2 separate regions of the Homo sapiens genome follow, and region 2 is linked to region 1. Evidence: read pairs that join two places in POLR2A ChIA-PET (ENCODE). Cell type or tissue: GM12878. All regions are shown on one strand. Links, peaks and the distances in the headings refer to the core of each region. The heading gives the core; the rest is flanking DNA.

Region 1 (10,141 bases), core at 1,011-9,010:
ACGGTGGAATGTGACAGTCTGAATTTTAACTGACATCTGCCCCAAAAGGTAGAACCACAGCATTCATGGAGGTAATGCAATACTATATTGACTTGTAAAAAGGATGAGCAAGTTTAAGTTTTTATTCAATCTCCCTGTTCCAAAAATCTATCTGATAAAGTATCCTCAAGTACAGAACTGATGAGATGTTAGAGGATAAGAACAGATACTATTCTGGCTCACAGACCAAAAAAGCAGGGCCAGATGCGGTGGCTCACCTTGTAATCTCAGCACTTTGGGAGGCTGCGGAGGGCGGATCACCTGAGGTCAGGAGCTTGCAATCAACCTGGCCAACATGGTGAAGGCCCATCTCTATTAAAAATACAAAAATTAGCCAGGTTTGGTGGCACACACCTGTAATCCCAGCTACTTGGGAGGCTGAGGCACGAGAGTAGCTTGGACCCAGGAGATAGAGTTTACAGTGAGCCAAGATCGTGCCACTGCACTCCAGCCTGGGCAATAGAGTGAGACCACCCCCCCACCTGCCAAAAAAAAGCAAAGAAACTACCACAATTAACATTCCCATCAGGATGGATCACCTGAGGTCAGGAGTTCAAGACCAGCATGGCCAACATGGTGAAACCCCGTCTCTACTAAAAATACAAAAATTAGCTGGGGATGGCGGCAGGCACCTGTAATCCCAGCTACTTGGGAGGCCGAGGCAGAAGAATCTCTTGAACCCAGGAGGCAGAGGTTGCAATGAGCCAAGATCGTACCATTGCACTCCAGCCTGGGCGACAAGAGCAAAACTCCATCCAAAAAAAAAAAAAAAGTGGCTGAAAAAAGTGGGCATGCTGGAATAGATATACGTACTATACTGTACTATGTGAGACCAGAGAATGGTGTTCCAAGAAAGGACCCGAAGGACACATTTACAAGACCATCAAGAATATACTGGTGACATCGGTGGACATCAGCATCACTTAGAAATTCAGTGGTGGCTTCTGAGCAGTCCACAGCTGATGACAGGAGAAGCAGTCAGAGCTGAGCTACTCAAGATATACGGGGAAGTATCTCCCAACACGTAACAGAGGCTGGGTAGCATTGCTTAGCTGCCAAAAGCCAGAAATATGCAACTACCATAAAACTGTCAATGTTGCAGGGGTAGCCATGAGGCGTTTGATTCACAGAGTTGTGGATACAATAGAGCATGGCATCCTTAGGGGAAAAATATGCGGATAGCCAAAAAGGATGCTACTAAGCATCTACAAACAGAAAAAGGCAAGAATAGAGGAGGAAGAGGCAGCTAAGGGCAATCACCACAATAAACAGGCAAAATCCTTGATTCAGCTCCTGGATCTAAGCCAACTTTTTTTTTTTTTTTTTTTTTTGTGGGGGAGACAGAGTCTTGCTCTGTTGCCCAGGCTGGAGTGCAGTGGTGCAATCTAGGCTCACTGCAACATCCTCCACCTCCAGGGTTCAAGGGACTCTCCTGCCTCAGCCTCCCTAGTAGCTGGGATTACGGGCACACGCCACCATGCCCAGCTAATTTTTGTATTTTTAGTAGAGATGGGGTTTCGCCACATTGGCCAGGCTGGTCTCAAACTCCTGACCTCAAGTGATCTGACTGCCTTAGCCTCCCAAAGTGCTGGGATTACAGGCATGAGCCACCGCACCTGGCTGAAACAACTTTCACATCCAAAACTCAATTACTGAAGAGGTACACAAATCCCTACGAAAGGATGCTAAAACTGTAACGGTTCTGCCAGTTCCTCCTAAAAGGGAGAATGTCAACATATCACTTACTCAGATAACGGTACACTGGGTAAAGGGAAATGCCTAAACACTTTGAGGATTTTGGGCACAAGATCTGAGCTGACATTGAGACCTGGAAACCCAAAGCTTCATCATGATTCCCACATTACAGTGGGGACTTACAGGTGTCAGGCAGTAACTGAAGTCCTAGCCAAAACTTACTAGCTCATAGTAAGTCTGCTTGTCCATGGACCCATCACTAGATATTTCCTCAGTTCCAAGTGTTTAAACGGGGACTGGGCATGGGAGGCTGAGGCAGGAGAATTGCTTGAACCCAGGAGGTGGAGGTTGCAGTGAGCCGAGATTGCACCACTGCACTCCAGCCTAGGCGACAGAGTGGGACTCTGTCTCAAAACAAAAAAAAAAATTAGCGGCCGGGCGTGGTGGCTCACACCTGTAATCCCAGCACTTTGGGAGGCCGAGGCGGGCGGATCACGAGGTCAGGAGGTCGACACCATCCTGGCTAACACAGTGAAACCCCGTCTCTACTAAAAATACAAAAAATTAGCCAGACTTGGTGGTGGGCGCCTGTAATCCCAGCTACTCGCAAGGCTGAGGCAGGAGAATGGCGTGAACCCGGGAGGTGGAGCTTGCAGTGAGCCGAGATCGCGCCACTGCACTCCAGCCTGGGCGACAGAGCGAGACTCCGTCTCAAAAATAAAAATAAAAATAAAAAAAATAATTAGCCAGGCGTGCTGGTGCGCGCCTATAGCCTCAGCTGCTTGGGAGGCTGAGGACCAAGAATTGCTTGAACTCGGAAGGTGGAAGTTGCAGTGAGCCCAGATGGCACCACTGCAAGCCAGCACATTCCATCTCAAAAAAAAAAAAAACCAAGTATTTAACAGGATTGATATACTTAGGAGTTGAAGTAATCGCATTGGGTCCTTGGCCTAAGAGGTAAGACCTATCATAGTGGGACAGACAAAGAGATCTCTAAAACCCCTCCCTCTCTTCAGCTATGATAGTAAATCAAAAGCAGTATCACATCCTGGGGAGGGACAGAGATTAGTGCCACCATTAAAGACAAAAAGAATGCACGGGTGTGGTGTCTGTCACATCCAGACTTAGAAATATATCTCCAGCCCACATACCGGCTAAGCTGCCAACTTTGACTCAAACTCTGAGCAGGAAAGGGCTCTGCATCAAGTCTAGGATGCAATGCACACTTAAGCCATGCAATCCAGCAGATCCTGGGGGTTCAAAGTATCAGTAGCGAAAAAAAGATTCAGTGTAGAACTTATGGCAAGCTCCTATGGCAAAAGCACAATGCAAGTCCCTGAGATTCTGGAGCAAGGCCAAGCTGTCCAAAGCAGGGAAGTAGGTGCCTTTTGAGAAACAGCATCAGGGCTGTTACTGGAAAGCTTGACTATGAAGCATCCAGAACTGCCCCATTATGAATTGGGTCTTGTCAGACCTATCAAGTCATAAAGTCAGACAGACCCTTTAGTCAGATATAAAGATGGAAATGGTATATTCATGATGAAGCTGAAAGCAGAACCAGAAAACATTAGTACATTGCATGAGCAGGTAGCCCAGATACCCATGTTACCCACTGCAGTTGTAAAAGCACCTCTTCCCTGGAAGACCACCTCAATGTCACACTCCTCCACAACCCAGGAAATTCTATTTATGTTGGGCCAGGTATAGTGGCTCATGCCTGTTTCCCAGCAATTTGGTCGCTTGAGCCCAGGAGTTGGAGACCCGCCTAGGCACCATAGTGAGGCACTGTCACACTCCAAAAAATTAAAGAATTAGCTGGGTGTGATGGCACATGCCTACAGTCCCAGTTACTCAGGAGGCTGAGGTGGGAGGATCCTCTGAGCCCAGGAGTTCAACACTGCAGTGAGCCGTGATCACACACTGCATTCCAGCCTAGGTGACAGAGTGAGATCCTGGTTCAAAAAGAAAAGAAATTGAGGCCCAGAGTGGTGGCTCACGCCTGTAATCCCAGCACTTTAGGAGGCTAAGCCAGGCTGATCACTTAAGGTCAGGGGTTCGAGACTAGCCTGGCCAACATGGTGAAACCCCGTCTCTACTAAAAACATAAAAATCAGCTGGGAGTGGTTGCAGCGCCTGTAATCCCAGCTACTCAGGAGGCTGAGGCAAGAGAATCGCTTGAACCTGGGAGGCAGAGGTTGCAGTGAACTGAGATCACGCCACTGCACTCCAGCCTGGGTGACAGAATGAGACCCCATCTCAAAAAGAATTTGAGCCTTTTCTCCACTGTCACGTCTCTGCCAGTTCCCTGACAAGCACTGGTCATTTGCATATCCTTCTCCTCTATTAATTGAGGCAGTGCCTCTTGCTGCCAGGTGGGGGCAGGGTTGCTCCTTGAACAAACACTCTCCAGACCTCTCTAAGAGCAAAATCATTTGGTAAGGTAGGACAGTCAATGAATTGGCTGAGAAAAGATCATTTAAAAATTTACAGCATTCCCAACATAAAGAGGCAAACTGAAAAAAACTTATAGAGGTAACTAATAAATGTATATTGAGTCCTATTTGTGAATTGTATTCTGCTAGACAATAGAGATAGCAGGATGATTTACCTAGATAAAATCAAACCCCAGGGAGTTGACTGTGGGTGAGAAGGGGTAGTTTAGGCTTGGGGGAGGGGTGGCGATAGGGAGGAAGGGCTTTTTTCCTGTAGAGATGGGGGTTTCATCTTACTATGTTGCCCAGGCTGGTCTCAAACCTCTGGCCTCAAGGGACCCTCTCACCTTCGCCTCCCAAAGTGCTGGGATTACAGGTGTGAGCCATTGGCCCTGTTAGAAGCAGGGCTTTTTTTTTTTTTTTTTTTTTTTTGAGACAGAGTCTCACTCTGTCGCCCAGGCTGGAGTGCAATGGCGTGATCTCAGCTCATCGTTGCGATGAGCTCATCGTTGCCTCCACCTCCCAGGTTCAAGCAATTCTTATGCCTCAGCCTCCCGAGTAGCTGGGATTACAGGCACACTCCAACATGTCCAGCTAATTTTTGTATTTTTAGTAGAGACGGGATTTCACCATGTTGCCCAGGCTGGTCTTGAACTCCTGACCTCAGGTAATCCGCCTGCCTTGGCCTCCCAAAGTGCTGGGATTACAGGTAAGCCACCGCGCCTGGCCTAGCAGCACTTCTTAATGGCTGTATTGATCAATTTGGGCTATAGCTTAAAGACAATGGAGAGGCACTGAACTGATTGTGAGCTGAAGTGGGACCTGACCAGACTTTTTTTTTTTTTTTTTTTTTTTGAGAGAGGTTTTGCTCTTGTTGGCCAGGCTGGAGTGCAGTGGCACGATCTCAGCTCACCGCATCCTCCGCCTTTCTCAAGCGACTCTCCTGCCTCAGCCTCCTGAGTAGCTCGAATTACAGGCATATGCCACCACGCCTGGCTGATTTTGTATTTTTAGTAGAGATGGGGTTTCTCCATGTTGGTCAGGCTGGTCTCGAACTCCCAACCTCAAGTGATCCACACGCCTAGGCCTCCCAACGTGCTGGAATTACAGGCATGAGCCACTGTGCCCGACCGACCAGAGTTTTTATTCGTAAAGATCACTCTGACTACAGTGTGGAGAATGAACTAGAAGGGAAGAAGCCAGAGCCAGGAAGCCAGACTGAGTCTGTTACCTAGGGATTGCTTTGGGAGGCCAAGGCTGGAGAATCACTTGAGCCCAGGAGTTTGAGACCAGCCTGGGCAACACAGCAAGACCTCTGTCTATTCAAAAAGCAAAATAGATTAGCTGGGCACGGTGGCCCATGCCTGTAGTCCCAGCTCAGCCCAGAGGATTGCTTGTGTGCAGGAGTTTGAGGTTACAGTGACCAAGAGTGAAACCCTCTTTTTTTTTTGAGACAGGGCCTCTATTTGTTGCACAATTAAAGCTCACTGCAGCCTTGAACTCCTGGGCTCAAGCAATCCTCCCCACCTCAGCCTCCCCCAGAACTGGGACTATACACATGCACCACCACACGCAGCTAATTTTTATTTTTGTAGAGACGGGCTCCATATGTTGCCCAGGCTGGTCTCAAACTCCTGGGCTCAAGTAGTCTGCTTGCCTTGGCCTCCCAAAGTGCTGGGATTATGTGGGGGAAAGAAAGAGAGATCACACTGTTACTGTGTCTATGTGGAAAAAGGAAGACATAAGAAACTCCATTTTGATCTGTACTAAGAAAAATTATTCTGCCTTGAAACACCGTTAATCTGTAACCCTAGCCCCAACCCTGTGCTCGCAGAAACATGCACTGTATTGACTCAAGGTTTAATGGATTTAGGGCTGTGCAGGATGTGCTTTGTTAAAAATGTGTTTGCAGGCAGTATGCTTGGTAAAAGTCATCGCCATTCTCCAGTCTCGAGTACCCAGGGACACAGTGCACTGCGGAAGGCCGCAGGGACCTCTGCCCAAGAAAGCCTGGGTATCGTCCAAGGTTTCTCTCCACTGAGACAGCCTGAGATATGGCCTCATGGGAATGGAAAGACCTGACCGTCCCCCAGACACCCATAAAGGGTCTGTGCTGAGAAGGATTAGTGAAAGAGGAAGGCCTCTTTGCAGTTGAGATAAGAGGAAGGCATCTGTCTCCTGCTAGTCCCTGGGAATGGAATATCTCTGTATAAAACCCGATTGTACATTCTATTTACTGAGATAGGAGAAAACCGCCTTATGGCTGGAGGTTAGACATGCTGGCGGCAATACTGCTTTTTTTTTTTTTTTGAGACAGAGTCTCGCCTTGTCGCCCAGGTTTCACACCATTCTCCTGCCTCAGCCTCCCAAGTAGCTGGGACTACAGGCGCACGCCATCACACCCGGCTAATTTTTTTTTTGTATTTTTAGTAGAGACGGGGTTTCACCATGTTAACCAGGATGGTCTCGAACTCCTGACCTCGTGATCCACCCACCTCAGCCTCCCAAAGTGCTGGGATTACAGGCGTGAGCCACCGCGCCCGGCCAATACTGCTCTTTACTGCGCTGAGATGTTTGTGTAAAGTCAATCATAAATGTGGCCTACGTGCACATCAAGGCACAGCACCTTTCCTTAAACTTATTTATGACACAGAGTCCTTTGCTCACATGTTTTCCTGCTGACCCTCTCCCCACCATTACCCTATAGTCCTGCCACATCCCTCTGGCTGAGATGGTAGAGATAGTGATCAATAAATACTGAGGGAACTCAGAGACCAGTGCTGGTGCGGGTCCTCCGTATGCTGAGCGCCAGTCCCCGGGTCCACTTTTCTTCCTCTATACTTTGTCTCTGTGTCTTATTTCTTTTCTCAGTCTCTCGTCCCACCTGACGAGAAATACCCACAGGTGTGGAGGGGCTGGCCCCCTTCAGGATTACAGGCGTGAGCCGCTCCACCCAGCCTACTTTTTTTAAAATGCCCTCTTTTCTAGTAGATTCTATGTCACTCACAAGAGGTTGCAAACTCACAATCAAAGGCCACCTTTGGCCCACGGGCATATTTTGGTTTTTTGTTTGTTTTTGAGACTCACTCTTGTCCCCCAGGCTGGAGTGCAGTGGGGTGATCTTGGCTCACTGCAACTTCCACCTCCCGGGTTCAACCACTTCTCCTGCCTCAGCCTCCTAAGTAGCTAGGATTACAATCGCCTGCCACCGCACCCACACCACGCCCGGCTTATTTTTGAATTTTTAGTAGAGAAGGGTTTTCACCATGTTGGCCATGCTGGTCTCTAATGTGGGGAAAAGCAAGAGAGATCAGATTGTTACTGTGTCTGTGTAGAAAGAAATAGACATGGGAGACTCCATTTTGTTATGTACTAAGAAAAATTCTTCTGCCTTGAGATTCTGTGACCTTACCCCCAACCCCGTGCTCTCTGAAACATGTGCTGTGTCAAACTCAGGGTTCAATGGATTAAGGGCGGTGCGAGATGTGCTTTGTTAAACAGATGCTTGAAGGCAGCATGCTCCTTAAGAGTCATCACCACTCCCTAATCTCAAGTACCCAGGGACACAAAAACTGCGGAAGGCCGCAGGGACCTCTGCCTAGGAAAGCCAGGTATTGTCCAAGGTTTCTCCCCATGTGATAGTCTGAAATATGGCCTCGTGGGAAGGGAAAGACCTGACTGTCCCCCAGCCCGACACCCGTAAAGCGTCTGTGCTGAGGAGGATTAGTATAAGAGGAAGGCATGCCTCTTGCAGTTGAGACAAGAGGAAGGCATCTGTCTCCTGCCCGTCCCTGGGCAATGGAATGTCTCGGTATAAAACCCGATTGTACGTTCCATCTACTGAGATAGGGAAAAACCGCCTTAGGGCTGGAGGTGGGATCTGCGGGCAGCAATACTGCTTTGTAAAGCATTGAGATGTTTATGTGTATGCATATCTAAAAGCACAGCACTTAATCCTTTACCTTGTCTATGATGCAAAGACCTTTGTTCACGTGTTTGTCTGCTGACCCTCTCCCCACTATTGTCTTGTGGCCCTGACACAACCCCCTCTTCGAGAAACACCCACGAATGATCAATAAATACTAAGGGAACTCAGAGGCTGGCGGGATCCTCCATATGCTGAACGCTGGTTCCCCGGGTCCCCTTATTTCTTTCTCTATACTTTGTCTCTGTCTTTTTCTTTCCTAAGTCTCTCGTTCCACCTTAGGAGAAACATCCACAGGTGTGGAGGGGCAACCCACCCCTTCACTCTAACTCCTGACCTCAGGTGATCCGCCCACTTTGGCCTCCCAAGGTGCTAGGATTACAGGCATGAGCCACCACGCCCGGCCAAAAAATTTTAAATTCAACATTTCAACGTGAGTAAATACACAATTCTGGACTTCTGGATTCTTTTGAAAACTGACTATCTGATCACACAGAGACAATATTGTCGCAAGGCAACAATCAGCTGGAGCTGTGAAAGGGCTGCCCAGTTCACCAGAGTCCCAACTCAGTTCATTTCACTTACCTACATTACTTAGCTGATTTCTGTACGTGAGTTGGAGACCCCTAACCTAAATCCCCTCTTTTCCACTTCCACTGCCATTATACTTGTTAGCATTGAATCCTCTTGCCTAAACTACTATGGCAATCTAATTAATGCCCTTGTCTCCATCTTATCCCCCAATGTCTTATCACTTTCCTACTTAAAAACTCTCCCCGGTTTTTTTTTCTTTTCTATGTATAATTCAAATGATTTAGCTTTGCATTCAAGGTCCTGCTTATCTGGCTTTCCCCAGGAAATACTTTCCAGTTTTATATTCTAATACTCCCCTTTTGCCCATCTTTCATGAATTGTAGCTACACACTTCCTTCTTTTTCTAGCACCAAGCTTGTGCTCCAGTTGTTCCTTTAACTGGAATTCCCCTCCCAAGTCTTTCTACCCTTTCAGGCCCAGACACTCTATAAAGCATTTCCCGACTGCCATTCCCACACACAACCTCCCCAGCCTTGTCTGTCTACTCTGGGCCATCTTGATTTTCCAGTTTATCTGTCCCACATTTTTTTTTTTTTTTTTTTTTTTTTTTTGAGACAGGGTCAATCTCAGTCATCCAGGCTGGAGTGCAGTGCAGTGGCTTGATCACAGCTCATTTGCAGTCTCAACCTCCTGGGCTCAAGCAATCCTCCCACCTTAGCCTCCCAAGCAGCTGGGGCTACAGGCATGCACCACCGCTCCTGGCTAATTTTTTCTATTTTTTTTGTAGAGATCGGTATGGGTTTCTCACTATGTTGCTTAGACTGGTCTTGAACTCTTGGGCTCAAGAGATCCTCCCGCCTTGGCCTCCCAAAATGCTGAGCCAGGCCGGGTGTGGTGGCCCACCCCTGTAATCCCAGCAGTTTGGGAGGCTGAGGCAGGAGGTCACCTGAGGTCAGTAGTTCGAGAGCAGCCTGGCCAACATGATGAAACCCCGTCTCTCCGAAAAACACAAAAATTAGTGTGGCATGATGATGGCGGGAGCCTGTAATCCCAGCTACTCAGGAGGCTGAGGAAGGAGAATCGCTTGAACCTGGGAAGCGGAGGTTGCAGTGAACAGACATCCCGCCACTGCACTCCAGCCTGGGCGACAGAGCAAGCCTCCGTCTTGAAAGAAAAAAATGTTTGGCCGGGCGCGGTGGCTCACGCCTGTAATCCCAGCACTTTGGGAGGCCGAGGCAGGCGGATCACCCGAGGTCAGGAGTTCAAGACCGGCCTGACCAACATGGAGAAACCCTGTCTCTACTAAAAATACAAAATTAGCCGGTCACAGTGGCGCATGCCTGTAATCCCAGCTACTCAGGAGGCTGAGGCAGGAGAATTGCTTGAACCCGGGAGGTGGAATGCAGTGAGCTGAGATCGGGCCATTGCATTCCAGCCTGGGCAACAAGAGCGAAACTCCGTCTCAAAAAAAAAAAAAAAGAAAGAAAAAAATGTTTATAAAGTGTGCTTGTACACG
Region 2 (9,811 bases), core at 1-8,000, 240 kb after region 1:
ACCTCTCCCACTCCATTGATACCAACTCTTTCCCTTCATTCCCCCAACATCCTGTTGCTCTAACTGGAGCACATTCACTTACGAACACCAGGAAACCACAGGGCCCTTGTCGCCCCTTCTCTTTCCCTTATTTAGGAGCCCTGAACTCCCCCAGAGTCTATCCATTCATGCCTCTTGTATGTTGATGCCACTTCTTGGAAGAAGATGAGGGCAATGAGTTAGGGCTCCTTTTCCCCTTCCCTCCCACCAGATTGCTCTCCCACCTTTCATTTCTTCCTCCAGGCTTTACTCCCCTTTTTATGCCCCACCGATACACTGGGACCACCCCTTACCCCGGACAGGATGAATGGATCAAAGGAGTGAGGTTGCTAAAGAACATCCTTTTCCCTCTCATTCTACCCTTTTCCTCTCCCCGATTCCTTGTAGAGCTGCTGCAATTCTTAGAGGGGCAGTTCTACCTCCTCTGTCCCTCGGCAGAAAGACGTTTCCACACCTCTTAGGGGATGCGCATTAAACTTCTTTTGCCCCCTTCTTGTCCCCTTTGAGGGGCACTTAAGATGGAGAAATCAGTTGTGGTTTCAGTGAATCATGGTCACCTGTATTTATTGCTAGGAGAAGCCTGAGGGTGGGGGGAGATGATCATGTGTGCTCGGGGTTGGCTGGAAGCCCTGGGTGGGGGGTTGGGGGAGGACTAATGGGGAGTCGGGGAATATTTGTGGGTATTTTTTTTACTTCCTCTTGGTTCCCAGCTGTGACACGTTTTGATCAAAGGAGAAACAATAAAGGGATAAACCATAAATAACTGGTGGTAGTCTGGATTCTAGTTCTAGCCTGAGCCACAGACCCTAGAAGCCTAGAGACCTTACATTTGCTTTCCTTTTTTTTTCTTTTTTGAGACTGAGTCTCACTCTGTTGCCCAGGCTGGAATGCAATGGCATGATCTGGGCTCATTGCAACCTCTGCCTCCCAGGTTCAAGCAGTTCTCGTGCCTCAACCTCCCGAGTCGCTGGGACTACAGGCATGCGCCACCATGCCCAGCTAATTTTTGTATTTTTATTAGAGATGGGGTTTCACCATGTTGGCCAGGCTGGTCTGGAACTCCTGACCTCAGGTGATCCGCCTGCCTCGGCCTCCCAAAGTGCTGGAATTAAAGGAGTGAGCCACTGCGCCCTGGGTCTTTTTTTTTTTTTTTTTTTTTTTGAGACAGAGTGTCGCCAGGCTGGAGTACAGTGTGTGATCCTGGCTCGTTGCAACCTCTGCCTCCTGGGTTCAGGCAGTTCTCCCACCTCAGCCTCCTTAATAGCTGGGATTACGGGCACCTGCGACCATGGCCAGCTTCATTTTTGTATTTTTAGTAGAGATGGGGTTTCGCCATGTTAGCCATGCTGATCTTGAACTCCTGACCTCAGGTGATCTGCCCGCCTTGGCCTCCCAAAGTGCTGGGATTACAGGCGTGAGGCACCATGCCTGGCCATGGGCCTTACATTTTCATTTGGCTTCAGCATAAGCATCCTTTTTGGGTTTTTTTTTTTTTTTTTTGAGATGGAGTCTCACTGTTGCCCAGGCTGGAGTGCAATGGTGTGATCTCGGCTCACTACAACCTCTGCCTCCCAGGTTCAAGCGATTCTCTTGCCTCAGCCCCCAAGTAGCTAGGACTACAGGCACCTGCTACCACGTCTGGCTGATTTTTGTATCTTTAGTAGAGATGGGGTTTCACCATGTTGTCTCGAACTCCTGGCCTCAAGTGATCCACCTGCCTCGGCCTTCCAAAGTGCTGGGATTACAGGGATGAGCCACTGTTCCCGGCCAGCATGAGCATCCTTGATTTCAGCAAAATGAGCAAGTGCAAGCCTTCCTTGGGTTGCTAGATATTTTCGTAGAAGAGCCCAGCAAGATCATCACATTTTAGTAGGCCTAGTTAGTAAGTGGTGATCAGAGCCAATGGAGTCCCTCTTGGATAGAAATAGCCATAAGGTCAGATAGCTGTTTCTCAAACTAAACTTTTGGAGGATGTCGGGGGTTGAGGAGACATAGTTTCGCTCTATTGCTCAGGCTGGAGTGCGGGGAGTGCTGTGGTATGATCCTGGCTCATTGCAGCCTTGACCTCCCAGGCTTCTAAAGTTCTGGGATTACAGGCATCGATCACTGTGCCCAACCTAGAGGCTTCTGCTTGTAGCTAACAGCACTTTTGTTTTTGTTTTTGTTTTTGAGACGGAGTCTCCCTCAGTCGCCCAGGCTGGAGTGCAGTGGTGCGATCTCGGCTCTTGGCAAGCTCTGCTTCCCGGGTTCACGCCATTCTCCTGCCTCAGCCTCCTGAGTAGCTGGGACTGCAGGCGCCCGCCACTACACCCTGCTAATTTTTTTGTGTTTTTTAGTAGAGACGGGGTTTCACCGTGTTAGCCAGGATGGTCTCGATCTCCTGACCTCGTGATCCGCCTGTCTCGGCCTCCCAAAGTGCTGGGATTACAGGCGTGAGCCACCGCGCCCAGCTGCTAACAGCACTTTTTAAAGTTTCCCATTGTTTTAGTGACAGGAAGTATACTGTTCCCCCTTCCCCTCATTTTGTAGACTGACCACAAGTCAGAGATTATTTTACCAGAAACTTTTTTTGGGGGGTTATTTTTTTTTTGAGACGGTCTCACCCAGTCACCCAAGCTGGAGTGCAGTGGCATGATCACGGCTCACCACAGCCTCAGCCTCCCATGTCAGCCTCCCAAGTAGCTGGGACTGTAGGCCCGCGCCATCACACCCAGCTAATTTTTGTGTTTTTTTTGTAGAGACGGGGTTTTGCCTTGTTGCCCAGGCTGATCTGAAACTCCTGGGCTTCTAAAGTGCCAGGATTACAGGCATGAGCCACTGGGCCGGGCCCTTTTTTTTTTTTTTAAAGGAAAAATGAGAAGGATGGCTTGTGCTTGTGAGGAGGAAGGGGATGCATTCATGGAATTCCCCAGCTCAGGAACTATTTCCAATCAATTTCCTGGTAGTTAAAACACTTCCTTGGCACCCCTGTTGTCATCTGTTGAAGAAATGTGGGCCAGAGGACACACTAGAGATGCTGGAATCGGGTGTCCAGAAAGGACACAAAACTGCCCTGTGGCAATGACATAATTTTTGTCAACTTTGGTTTCTTATCTATCTCAAAGTATTATAGTGAGGATTCCAGGAGAGACACCCAGAGGATCATGTGGTGGGCCTTAGATTTCATTCGTGTAATAAGTATTGAGCAACAGCTATTGGGTGGCGTGACTGACTGGATGGATGAATAAGGTGAAGATCTGGGCGCCAGGACTGGCTTTCTCAGGCAATTCCGTGATGAGGGGGCGGGTCTCGAGGTAGGTACCACGTGCACCTACTCGAGATTCTGCACCTACCCGGGGTTTTGACTGCCGGCCACGCGAGTTTGGCACGCCGGATGTGACGTCACCACCCGGTGGTTCCCGGAACCTGGCGGTGGGACCGGAAATCAAGTCTACAAGGCGGGGGGGTGCACAGATGACCGGAAGCGTGCCCTGGCGGCGCTGCCAGCCCCAGCTGGGAGCTGGTAGGGGAGTGCGAGGAAGGCGGGACGCAGGGCGGAGCCGCTGCAGGGGCGGGGCCTGCGGACAGGAGCCGGGGTTTGGGGCGGGAACCCCTCGTCCCCTGCAGACCCCGCCTGCTCGGGCGCGGGCGGCGGCGCGGCCATGAAGCTGAAGCTGAAGAACGTGTTTCTCGCCTACTTCCTGGTGTCGATCGCCGGCCTCCTCTACGCGCTGGTACAGCTCGGTGAGCGGGGCGGGGCGGGGGTGCGGCGGGCTGGCCCGAGGGCGCCCGCCGCCGTGCATCCCGCCCTGGGGATGAACCCCCGGCAAACACCATTCATCCGCTCGGCCCTCCGGACAGCTCTGCGGCCTCAGGCGCACTGCCCTCTATAGAACGCACCGCGGCTACCCGCCGCACCTCGGATGAAATCCAGACTCCTTCCCAGAGCCTGCAAGGCCCCGCATGATCCTGCTGCCGTCCGCCTCTCCCAACCCCATTTCCACCCCTCTCCCTCGCTCTGCTGCAGCCAGACTGGCTTGCTGACAGTTTCTCGAAAACCCCACGCTCATTACTCTCTCAAGCACTTAACTTGTTCCCTCTGCTTGGGGTGCTTTGCTTCCAGCGTTTCCCGGGCTGCCTCTTTCTCATCCTTCAGGTCTTAGCTCAAATGTCACCTCCTCAGAGAGGCCTTCCCTGACCACCATAGCTAAAGTTACCATTCTTAATTCCATTCCCTTTTATTCTCTATCCTGATTATTTTCTTCATGGCCCCATCACAGTTTGTAATAATGTTATTAATTTGTTTCTTTGCTTAGTGTCTGCTTCCTCCACTAAACAGAAAGCTCGATGAGGGCAGGGACTGTGTCTGTTTTGTTCCCTGCTGTATCCCCAGCACCTAAGGCAGTGCCTCCTAGGAAGAGTATTCAATAAATATTTATCCTACGATGGAATCAATGAATTTAACAATGAGTCTTTGGTCACCTAGCCAAGGGAATGGATCGAACCCTGCCCCTTATGCAAAGATTTAGGGACAGTGCCACTGCGTTATCCTCAGGTATTTGAAAGACTGTCCAAAAGGGGTTCCATAGTGTAATGGTTAGTTGGCACCTTGGACTCTGAAAAGACTGTCCTGTTTAAGGACATGAGCTTGTTAGAAGCCCAGAAGGCAAAATTAGGACCAGCAGGTAGAAAAGATGGAATCAGCTCAATATCCAACATAAAATTGTAACAATGGAATTTATTAAAGTTGGAGAGGGTCTGCTGCTTGAGGCAGTGAGTTTCCCACACGAGAGGTATAGAAAAGGCTACTAGGGAAGTCATAAGGTGATACCTGCATTGGTTAGGAATTAATGAGACGATTACGGCCCTTTGGGATGCTGAACATTCTGCGGTTCTCTGTCCCCACCTTCTTTCCCCATTAATGCTTCCTGGGACCAGGCCAGCCATGTGACTGCCTTCCTCCCCTGCGGGCAGCAGCCGAGCAGCTACGGCAGAAGGATCTGAGGATTTCCCAGCTGCAAGCGGAACTCCGACGGCCACCCCCTGCCCCTGCCCAGCCCCCTGAACCCGAGGCCCTGCCTACTATCTATGTTGTTACCCCCACCTATGCCAGGTATGGGCTCTGGTGCACTCAAGAGGTCTGCGTTGTCCAAGAAGTTGGAGTTGATGATGAGGAGTTTGGGGAGGCACTGGGCTAGGAGTTGTTCCTCAAACTAGAGCATGCCAAAGACAGGATAAATGAACCACATTTATACTCAAATATTTGTGGGAAAATAGTTCTTTTTCAGGCTGGGTGTGGTGGCTCACGCCTGTAATCCCAGCACTTTGGGAGGCCGAGGCGGGTGGATCACCTGAGGTCAGGAGTTCGAGACCAGCCTGGCCAACATGGCAAAACCCCGTCTCTACTAAAAATACAAAATTAGCCAGGCGTGGTGGCGCATGCCTATAATCCCAGCTACTGGGGAGGCTGAGGCAGGAGAATCCCTTGAACCTGAGAGGCGGAGGTTGCAGTGAGCTGAGAGTGCGCTATTGCACTCCAGCCTGGGCAACAAGAGTGAAACTCCATCTCAAAAACAAAACAAAACAAAAGAAAAAAGAAAAAAAATAGTTCTTTTTCTAGAAGGAAAATACAAAATTTCTACCAAATTATAAGATAGAACAATAACATTTCAAAGAAATTTTGAGCTTGGCAGTGAATTAACTCTCTCTCCTTAGGGACCGTTTGGCAAGAAAGTTAAAACCCCCTGATTAAAGTTGAAAGGGCTTGTCTGGGCGCAGTGGCTCACGCCTGTAATCCCAGCACTTTGGGAGCCCGAGGCTGGCGGATCGCCTGAGCTCAGGAGTTTGAGACCAGCCTGGGCAACATGGTGAAACTCTTGTCTCTGAAAAAAAAAAAAAAAAAAAAAAAAAGTTAGCTAGGCGTGATGGTGCATGCCTGTAATCTCAGCTACTCTGGAGGCTGAGGTGGGAAGATTGCTTGATCCTGGGCGGCGGAGGTTGCAGTGAGTGGAGATCATGCAGCCTGGGCGACAGAGAGAGCCCATTTCAAAAAAAAAAAAGTTGAAAGTGCTTGGCCTGATAGTCATACTAGGGTCCAGAAATAGTTATACCAGCTGTTACTTACAGTGTGTTTACTCTCTAGCAGGCACTGTATTTAGTGATTTACATTTGCTTTTGTTTTAAATCAAATGTAATTGGTTTTACTAATAAAACCAATTGGGGAATGTGGTTTTGGATCTGTAGCCATAAGGGTGTTAATACATCTTCTGGGAATCAGATGGCTGTCCCATTCACGCATAGGAAGCTCTAGACCCCACCTGCGACATGCACACACAACCAGCCCTGGGACAGGCAGGTAGATCTGAAGGATAAAGAAGTACAGAAGAGGCCAAGCCCCACGTTCCACATTCCTGGTTTGTTCCTTTTTTTTTTTTCTTCCCCCCGCCTCCCCGCAACACCGAGATGGAGTCTTGCTCTGTTGCCCAGGCTGGAGTGCAGTGGTGTGATCTTGGCTCACTGCAACCTCCACCTCCCGGGTTCAAGCGATTCTCCTGCCTCAGCCTCCCGAGTAGCTGGGATTACAGGCGTGCACCACCACACCAGGCTAATTTTTTTTTTTTTTTTCCCGAGATGGAGTCTCACTCTGTCGCCCAGGCTGGAGTGCAATGGCACGATCTCGGCTCACTGCAACCTCCACCTCCCGGATTGAAGCAATTCTCCTGCCTCAGCCCCCCGAGTAGCTGGGGTTACAAGCATGCGCCACCACACCCGGCTAATTTTTTGTATCTTTAGTAGAGATGGGGTTTCACCATGTTGGCCAGGCTGGTCTGGAACTCCTGACTTCGTGTTCCACCTGCTTCGGCCTCTCAAAGTGCTGGGATTACAGGTGTGAGCCACCATGCCTGGCCAGTAATTTTTTGTATTTTACTTTTGTATTTTTTTTTTTTTTGAGATGGAGTCTCGCTCTGTCATCTAGGCTGGGTGCAATGGCGTGATCTTGGCTCACTGCAAGCTCTGCCTCCCGGGTTCACGCCATTCTCCTGCCTCAGCCTCCCAAGTAGCTGGGACTACAGGTGCCCGCCACCACACCCAGCTAATTTTTTATATTTTTAGTAGAGATGGGGTTTCACCGTGTTAGCCAGGATGGTCTCGATCTCCTGACCTCATGATCCACCTGCCTCAGCTTCCCAAAGTGCTGGGATTACAGGTGTGAGCCACCATCCCCAGCTCTTATTTAATCTTTAAAACAACATTGTTATAAAGTACTGTTATTCCCATTTTACAGTTGAGGAAACTGAGGCTTAGGGAGATTGAGCCATTTTCCCAAATTGTCTCACATAATAAGTTACAAAACTGGATTTCAAACCCAGATCTACCTGATCCCAAAGCCTGTGCCCTTAATTTGTTTTTTTTTTTTTTTTTTTTTTTTTTTGAGACAGAGTTTCGCTCTTGTCGCTCAGGCTGGAGTGCAGTGGCACAATCTCGGCTCACTGCAACCTTCGCCTCCCGGGTTCAAGCGATTCTTCTGCCTCAGCCTCCCGAGTAGCTAGGATTACAGGTGACTGCCACCATGCCTGGGTAATTTTTTGTATTTTTAATAGAGACGGGGCTTCGCCATGTTGGGCAGGCTGGTCTCGAACTCCTAACCTCAGGTGATCCGCCCACCTCGGCCTCCTAAAGTGCTGGGATTATAGGCGTGAGCCAACATGCCCGGCCTTTTTTTTTTTTTTTTGAGATGGAGTTTTGCTGTTATCACTGAGGCTGGAGTGAAATGGTGCGATCTCAGCTCACTCCAACCTCCTCCTTCCAGGTTCAAGCGATTCTCCTGCCTCAGCCTCCCAAGTAGCTGAGATTACAGGCATGTGCCACTACACCCAGCAAATTTTTGTATTTTTTTAGTAGAGATGGGGTTTCACCATATTGGCCAGGCTGGTCTGGAACTCCAGACCTCAGGTAATTCACCTGCCTCAGCCTCCCAAAGTGTTATTATAGGTGTGAGCCACCATGCCCGGCCCTGTGCCCTTAATTTATAGTCTCCCACAGCCTGAGCTCTGGAGTTGAGGTGGGTGATGGACATGGACCAGAAGAACAGGGCAGGTGAGTGTTAGCATGAAGTTGACAGGCAAGAAAGAGGGAGTTTAGGCATTGGTTGGGAAGGGCCACAGGAGACGCAGGCAGTGGCCCAGGAGAAGCTGTCTGCCCTGGCTGGAGCAGGCAAATGGTGCCTGCCCCTTTTCCTTGTGCTGCATCTCTCCCCTGCAGGCTGGTACAGAAGGCAGAGCTGGTACGACTGTCCCAGACACTGAGCCTGGTGCCCCGGCTGCATTGGCTGCTGGTGGAGGATGCTGAGGGTCCCACCCCGCTGGTCTCAGGGCTGCTGGCTGCCTCTGGCCTCCTCTTCACACACCTGGTGGTCCTCACGCCCAAAGCCCAGCGGCTTCGGGAGGGCGAGCCTGGCTGGGTTCATCCCCGTGGTGTCGAGCAGCGGAACAAGGCCCTGGACTGGCTCCGGGGCAGAGGGGGTGCTGTGGGTGGGGAGAAGGACCCACCACCACCAGGGACCCAAGGAGTCGTCTACTTTGCTGACGATGACAACACCTACAGCCGGGAGCTGTTTGAGGAGGTGAGCACCAGGATGGGGATGGGCAAGAGACCAGGTGCGGCCAGCTTCATTCGTTACCTTGGTTAGCAGTGTTGCCGTTGGCTGCTGGGTGAGGGGCTGGAAGCAGTGGGGCAGAGTGAGCCAGGTGGCTCTTTCTGCTGCTCCCTTCCCCGGACCACCCCTCTGTTTCTTCTCTCCCGACCTCCGTTAGATGCGCTGGACCCGTGGTGTCTCAGTGTGGCCTGTGGGGCTGGTGGGCGGCCTGCGATTCGAGGGCCCTCAGGTACAGGACGGCCGGGTAGTGGGCTTCCACACAGCATGGGAGCCCAGCAGGCCCTTCCCTGTGGATATGGCTGGATTTGCCGTGGCCCTGCCCTTGCTGTTAGATAAGCCCAATGCCCAATTTGATTCCACCGCTCCCCGGGGCCACCTGGAGAGCAGTCTTCTGAGCCACCTTGTGGATCCCAAGGACCTGGAGCCACGGGCTGCCAACTGCACTCGGGTAAGGGAATGGAGATGGGCATAGAAACCTGGCTCTTGGATGGACAGGTGATGGGGGAGGTACAGTGAGACCCTGGGAATGGGTGGTTTAACCAGGAGGGACTCTCCAGATCTCTGATCAGCCTTGCTGACTCTACTGAAGGGGAAGCTGGGAACTAGCGGGGGAAAGTGGTCTCCTGCCACTCTGCCCCGAGTTCTGGGAACCCATGTGGCACAGAGAGGATGAAGGAATAAGGCCCTGTTTGTTGTTTTTTTTTTTTTTTCAGACAGAGTCTCGCTGTGTCACCCAGGCTGGAGTGCAGTAGCGCAATCTTGGCTTAGCGCAAGCTCCGCCTCCCGGGTTCACACCATTCTCCTGCCTCAGCCTCCCAAGTAGCTGGGACTACAGGCACCCGCTACCACGCCCGGCTAATTTTTTTGTGTTTTTAGTAGTGACGGGGTTTCACGGTGTTAGCCAGGATGGTCTCAATCTCCTGACCTCGTGATCCGCCTTCCTCGGCCTCCCAAAGTGCTGGGGTTACAGGCGTGAGCCACGCGCCCGGCCAAGGCCCGGTTTTAGAGGCACTAAGTCTTCCTCCACCCTGCCCTTTACACTTTGAAGCCTATACTGTATATGTCGATAGGGTTAGAGAATCCATTCCAGGCTCGGGGACCCAGAGGCCTGGCTGCAGCTGGGCCTGGCTCTCACTG

What was found. Peaks named below come from ENCODE experiments on the same cell type or tissue, not always from the same donor. Only the 100,000 strongest peaks of a DNase experiment are listed, where the experiment ranks them.
Region 2: POLR2A ChIA-PET joins it to region 1 with 12 read pairs; 19 of 35 experiments call an interaction of 5 or more read pairs at or near these places.

The regions. Positions count from the first base shown.
Region 1 is chr11:62,856,791-62,866,931 of GRCh38, reverse strand. It overlaps a transcript of SLC3A2 not described here. Among named protein-coding and RNA genes, the nearest start is that of SNHG1, 6.0 kb to the right of the region's middle. RefSeq lists a silencer at 232-390 and enhancers at 4,994-5,898, 7,067-8,041, 8,042-9,015, 9,016-9,991, 9,992-10,141. In GM12878, for the core only: a CTCF peak has its summit at 4,111 (motif pointing right); a DNase peak (open chromatin) is centred at 4,141; H3K4me3 peaks cover 1,997 bases; H3K27ac peaks cover 2,362 bases.
Region 2 is chr11:62,615,817-62,625,627 of GRCh38, reverse strand. B3GAT3 (beta-1,3-glucuronyltransferase 3) reads left to right here and starts at 3,642. Exons shown (of 5, transcript NM_012200.4): 1 at 3,642-3,762; 2 at 4,957-5,131; 3 at 8,281-8,641; 4 at 8,832-9,122. The coding sequence starts at 3,681. GANAB (glucosidase II alpha subunit) reads left to right here. Exons shown (of 24, transcript NM_198334.3): 24 at 1-799. RefSeq lists silencers at 788-1,113, 3,518-3,927 and enhancers at 3,796-4,389, 7,981-8,481, 8,482-8,982. In GM12878, for the core only: no CTCF peak of the experiment used is centred there; a DNase peak (open chromatin) is centred at 3,467; H3K4me3 peaks cover 2,068 bases; H3K27ac peaks cover 1,734 bases.